Regions from separate parts of the Mus musculus genome. Here region 2 is linked to region 1. A link is a loop called in an ENCODE intact Hi-C map of the cell type or tissue named here. Cell type or tissue: left cerebral cortex. All regions are shown on one strand. Links, peaks and the distances in the headings refer to the core of each region. The heading gives the core; the rest is flanking DNA. Region 1 overlaps Prr14 (proline rich 14). Region 2 holds the start of Zfp768 (zinc finger protein 768).

The links. Peaks named below come from ENCODE experiments on the same cell type or tissue, not always from the same donor. Only the 100,000 strongest peaks of a DNase experiment are listed, where the experiment ranks them.
Region 2: it touches region 1 in a loop (2.2-fold over the local background); 2 of 42 quality-filtered maps call a loop at or near these places.

Annotation. Positions count from the first base shown.
Region 1 is chr7:127,472,642-127,475,542 of GRCm38, forward strand. It overlaps Prr14 (proline rich 14), which reads left to right. Exons shown (of 11, transcript NM_145589.2): 3 at 954-1,075; 4 at 1,156-1,345; 5 at 1,738-1,781; 6 at 1,873-2,078; 7 at 2,411-2,901. Among named protein-coding and RNA genes, the nearest start is that of Prr14, 2.5 kb to the left of the region's middle. In left cerebral cortex, for the core only: CTCF peaks have their summits at 199 and 1,306; a DNase peak (open chromatin) is centred at 1,242; H3K4me3 peaks cover 43 bases; H3K27ac peaks cover 132 bases.
Region 2 is chr7:127,344,092-127,346,992 of GRCm38, forward strand. It overlaps Zfp768 (zinc finger protein 768), which reads right to left and starts at 1,223. Exons shown (of 2, transcript NM_146202.1): 1 at 1,058-1,223; 2 at 1-784. The coding sequence starts at 1,145. In left cerebral cortex, for the core only: no CTCF peak of the experiment used is centred there; DNase peaks (open chromatin) are centred at 1,203, 1,703 and 2,065; H3K4me3 peaks cover 2,047 bases; H3K27ac peaks cover 1,905 bases.

The DNA.
Region 1 (2,901 bases), core at 170-2,669:
CCTTGGGGCAGGTTTGATCTTCGCCATCAGGATATCTACTTTCTTCTTGTGAATAATAACAAACATCCAATCAATAACCAACCCATTCCTTGGGGGCCTTAACATGAAAAGTCCCCAGAATTCCAAAAGTCATACAATTGCAGAACCTGTCTGTAGCTGGCAAAATTATGCCCCTGCTGGAGGCAAATCTTAGTAAGTTGCTATGGACAATCTAAAGCAGTCCCATATCCCACACCTGGGAGTAAAACAAAAACATGATATTTTCGTGCTTTTTAAAAAAGAAACCAAAGCCGGGCAGTGGTGGTGCAAGCCTTTAATCCCAGCACTTGGGAGGCAGAGGCAGGCAGATCTCTGAGTTCGAGGCCAGCCTGGTCTACAGAGTGAGTTCCAGGACAGCCAGAGCTACACAGAGAATCCCTGTCTCAGAAAACAAACAAACAACCCCCCCCCAAAAAAAAAACCCAAAAAAAGAAAGAAAGAAAAAAAAAACCCAAAAATCCAAAATTGTCACTTCTCTGTTCTCTTGTTCGGAAGCATGCTGGTAGTGTCTTTGGCCACAAGGCAGACATGAGAAAAATGGTACTGTCTTTTACCATTTTTCTATTTCTCTAGAACCTGGGTAAGAAGAAGAGATTACATCATTTCACGCCTGTAGTTCCTGACTAATAATATCTCACCCCTAATTTAGACCAAATCACCTCTTTTAGGGATTTTCGTGGAGTCCAGCTGAAAATCTCTTTCACCTCTGTGGCTAAGGACACAGTGAGACACAGAAGACCCTGTCCAGTCACTCTATTTCTCTGGGTTTTGTTTTGTCTTACTGAGACAGCGTCTCACCTTTTAGACCAGGCTGGCCTGGAACTCTGAGCAGTCTTCTGTGTTAGCCTCACAAATGCTGGGATTATAGGCATAAACCCAGTTTTGCTTGCATCTTACAGCCCTTCCTCTTGTAGGTCCCCCTGACACACAAAGAGGACACTCCCAGCCCACTGACTCACAACCATCATCAGGATCCTGTCTGCACACAGTCACCTGCTTTACCATCCCAACAGGTCAAGTGGTCCATGCAAGCCAGGTAAGTGTGAAAGGGAAGGGTTTAAGCTGAGAAGACAGCTGAGCCCACTGACCCCGCCGACCTTCTTGTTCTTTCTCTAGGCCTCCTGACCCACTGCATTTGTGCAGAGAACCCTTGACTCGAGCCCGCCAGTCCTCGCCTGCCTTGAGAATGAGATCAAGGGCAGCATCTGGCCCAGAGGAGAGCCCCTCAAAAAAGACAGACCAGGTCCCACAGCCCACCCTAGTGGTGGTACTGGAAGACATTGCCAGTGGCAGACAACCAGCAGAGGTATAAGAAAGTACAGTGAAGATGTCTGGTTCCAGCTAGGGCAAGCATGGGGCTAGAGGTGGATTTCTGTAAAGGCCAAAACACAAGTTTTTATTTGTTTGCTTGTTTGTTTTAAGACAAGGTCTCAATATGTAGACTTGGTTGGCCTAAAACTTGCTGTGTAGACTAGGCTATCCCAATTTATAGCCTGTATCTATTTTCAAGTATTGGGATAAAGGCATGTGCCACTACCCCAATGACAACAAAATTTTATTTGGTGGACACTACTTAAAGGAAATAAGAAAAAAATCTTTTGTGTACAACCAAGCAGATATCTGTGAATATCATGGGGAACTGGAGAAGCCAAAAATGGCTTCCTGCCTTTTCAAAATACCTCCCCTGTTTATATCCAGGGTTTTGATGAAGATCAGCCCAACCTCATTGTCCCAGCACAAAGGTGAGAGGGTGGGGAAAGGATTATCAAAGCTATCATGCAGATATCCAGAGCTGGGGGCATCAGGATTTACCTGTCTAATCCTTCCTTACAGCACCTTCAGAAGCCTGAAGGGCCCGGGGAAGCACTGCCACAGAAGGGGTCTGGACTTGGAAGCACGCCCAACTCTTACTTTGTCCCTTCACCCGAGAGCTGAGCCTGTGACAAAAGCTGGTCAGCCAATGCCTACACCCAGTGACCTAGAACCCCCATTCCAACTGTCTACTCTACCTGCAGATCCTCCAGAGAGTCCAGTACCAGGTAAGGACTCAAATAGAGGAATGAGACTGAAGAATTTGGAACTGCCACGGTTAAGCTTGAAACAGGAGGAGCAGAACTGTGGGTGGAGCTTAGCCGGCTCCCTTGGCAGAGCAGGCTGTGTAACAATGGGATTTAGGCTCAAGGAGTTGAGCAGTTATGGCCTTGCTTTGCAGTACTGGGGATCAAATCCAGGGCTTATGGCATTAGGCAATCCTATTACAGCATTTTAGGAGCAGGCTCACTCCTCTAGAGACAGATTAGTGTTTGGAGGAAGAAACTGAGGCTTCTGAGGTAATGTTTTAGTCACCTGAGCGTCCTTTCTCCAACTGCAGATCCTGCTCTGGAGACCCCGGTGATTCCAACATCGTCAAGCCTTTTACGACCCCGTCTCAGTCCCTGGGGCTTGGCCCCTCTCTTCCGTTCCGTCCGATCAAAGCTTGAAAGCTTTGCTGATATCTTCTTCACACCTAACAAAACACCACAGCCTCCACCCCCTTCACCTCCCATGAAATTAGAATTGAAGATTGCCATCTCGGAGGCTGAGCAGTCCAGGGCTACTGAGAAAATTACATCTGTCAGCCCCAGGCCCCCTATCCGCCAGTGGCGGACTCAGTGCAATTCCCTAGCACCTGTCTCTAAGTCATCTCTGGGACGAAGCTACTCCTGCCCTGATCTAGGGCCCCCTGACCCAGGTAGCTGGCCTCCTGTCCCATCCCAGCCAAGCCAGTCCAGGCCCCGGAGACATACTGTGGGTTGTGGGGAGATGGCCCGGACCCCACCACCTCCTCGACCCTGTCTCCGGAAAGAGGTCTTCCCTCTTGGA
Region 2 (2,901 bases), core at 163-2,662, 130 kb before region 1:
CAGATGTTAGGTCGAGGGCCTTGCCCACCCCTGGCCCGGCCACCCCTACGGCCTGGCCCACGCAGGGTTCCTGTCAGATTCAGTGGATTCTGGAGCATCTCAAACTGGGGTGCAGCCAGCAGAGCCCCCGAAGGCATGTCAAATGGAGGCAGCGCTCCTGTGGGCTGCTCCCCAAACCCTTGAGTAAAGGAATCCAGGGGGTGGACTCCTAGGGAGATGCTCAAGGGATTCTTTTCCTCGGGGCTCAGAGGCATCTCTGCACCTTCCTGGAATTTGGAACTTTGAGTTTCAAACTCAGGGCTATGGGTTTTGAACTCAGAATTCTGAACGCCATCTCCAGAGTTCTGCGGTTCATACCCGGGGCTCTGAGATTCATACCCTGGACTTTGAGATTCAAATTCGGGGCTCTTTGAACCGTACCCAGGGCTTTTGGGTTCATACCTAGGACTCCCAGGTTCACAGCCAGGGCTCCTGGGATGGCAGCCAGGGCTTCGGGGCTCATACTTAGGACTCTGGGATTCAAACTCCGGGCTCTGAGGATCTGATTCAGGACTTCTGGGTGCAAACTCAGGGCTTGGGGGCACAAACCCAGGGCTTCGGGATTCAAACCCTGGGCTTTCAGGCTCAAACCTGGGGCTCTGGGATTCAAATTCTGGGCTTTGTGGCTCAAACTCTGGGCTTTGGGGTTCAAGCCCAAAAGGTATTTCTTCAACTTCATAGTCCCCATTGCCTTCTCGCTGAGAAATTTCCCCTTCTTCATTCTCACTTGTGTTGCCTGCAGGATCTGAGAATTACAGAAAATCCAGATTGAATGGGGGTCTGGAAGGTCATTGGGTCCATTAATTGTCCCAAAATTCTCTTCCCACTCCCCAAGCAGGGTCATTGGCCCCTACAAGTGAGGTGACAAAATGTACCACCTCCCCTCTAAAGACCCGGGGCACTCAGTCTCCACCCTCCACCCCACTTCCAAGTGTTTAAGATTCCGGCCTTATTTCCCTCCCGCAGGCCACAGCCCAGTTTTCTGGCACACTCCTAAGAGGCGCGGTCCTTCCCTCACCTTTGAGAGACCCTTCGGGGCTGCCCACTGCGTTGGGACTGTGCACATCCCGGGACTCCAGGCCCCACGACGACGCCTCCCGCTCCATCCCTGCCAGTTCCCAGTGCGGCGGCGGTGGCGATGGCGGACGATCCTACGACCCAGTTCGAGTGCCTGGAGCCCCGAGCCCTCGCCACCCGCGCGTTCAGAGCCTCCGAGGAGACCGGGCGGCCTGGCTTCGGCCGCGAAGGCCGGACGTCTTGACCCTGGGCCTCTCCGGCCCCGCCCCTGTCCGCTGCCCCGCCCCCCTCCCAAGGTCCCCGATTGTCTCGTGGCCCTCACCGGCCCCCGCGCGTCGTGGCCTCGGAGGTGAGGGGCGAGGCGACTCCTCCGGCCGTCCCCCAGCCACAACTCCCAGCCCGAGACCCTCTAGTCTCGGCCCCTAGCCCCGGCCGGGCTACTGCGCCCCTGCCCCCTCCCCCCGCACAGGAAGTGTCCGTCCCTGGCCAGTTCCCCCCGCTGGCTCGCGCCGCGGCCTCTCTAGGAGCGGCTGGAGGTGGAAACTCGTTGGCATTAACCCTGGACTGGATCTCCCGGGCCTCGGGGGGTGGGGGCGACCCGACGCCCCGGAGCCGGCGGGAAGGGCAACAGCAGTTTGTGTGTCTGTATCGCGGGTCTCGGCCTAACCGGGGACCTGTCTGCAGGTTTCTCCGACCATGTGCTGGCTACTGAGTGTGGCCAAGGGCGAAGCGGCAAGTGAGACCAAGGTCAGCGAGAAGGAGCGACGCTTCCCGGCGCCAGCGGGGGAGGCGGCTAGCTCCTCGCCTCAGCCTCGGGGCACTCGGACTGGCACCGGGAACGCGGACGGACGCCCGTTTGACCGCACAACCAGGCTCTGGAGCCCAGAGCCTGCTAGCCCGCCGAGCTACGACAGTGACACCCGCGCCCACTCCCCCCTCCCTCGCCCTCCCCTCCCCCTCCGCGATGCGGGCTCGTTGCCAGAGAAACAGCTCCGCCTCCGCGCCGCGAGGCACCGCCCACTCCTCCCAGGATTGGTTGTTGGGGCCGGCTGTCTCTGCTTCACCGTGGTCCCGGGGTCACCGTGGGTCCGGGCCGTGTAGAGCAGAGGGCGTTCAGGCCATTCTAACAGGATGCCCGGAATGCCTGCGGGAGTGAGAGAGGGAGGCGCCGGGCGTCTCCTCGCGAGCTCGGCCTGCGCTTTGTAAACTTTCCCCTGAGCCGTTTGTCCTGTATTAGGAAGAATGGAAGCCTAGGGCTCTTAGGGTAGACACCCTTCCTCCTCTGCTTTTCTCCCTTCTCGTTTCTTCTGCTCTCAGGTTTTACAGGTGCTGAGGGGCCACTCCAGAGATACTAACATAGGACGACCTTTAATTTCTTCCCTTTCCAAATCTTGTGTTTGATTCCTCGTTTCTTGATTTTCTCACAAGCGTGCGGGACAGTTCGGAGAGTGACACTGAAGAGTTCCAGAAGGGAAGGGGGAGGGGGAAGGGGAGAGAAGAGAAGAGAAGAGAAGAGAAGAAAAGAGAGGAGAAAAGAGAGAAGAGAAGAAGAGAAGAGAAGAGAAGAGAAGAGAAGAGAAGAGAAGAGAAGAGAAGAGAAGAGAAGAGAAAGAAGAGAAGAGAAAGAAGGAAGGTGGGCCAAACAGGCCCTTTTATAGCAAGCCAGACCTACCTGGCTGTTGCTAGGTAACTGTTGGGCGGAGCGTAGAAGGAATACCTGCAGATAGCCCTGGCCCCGCCCAGTCTGCGGGCCCTGTTCAGCCTTTCTCCCTGTCTCCCTGTGCTCTGCACTCTTCCAGATGGCTTTGGCTGTTCTCTCTCTCCTATCGACAATTAGAAATAAGA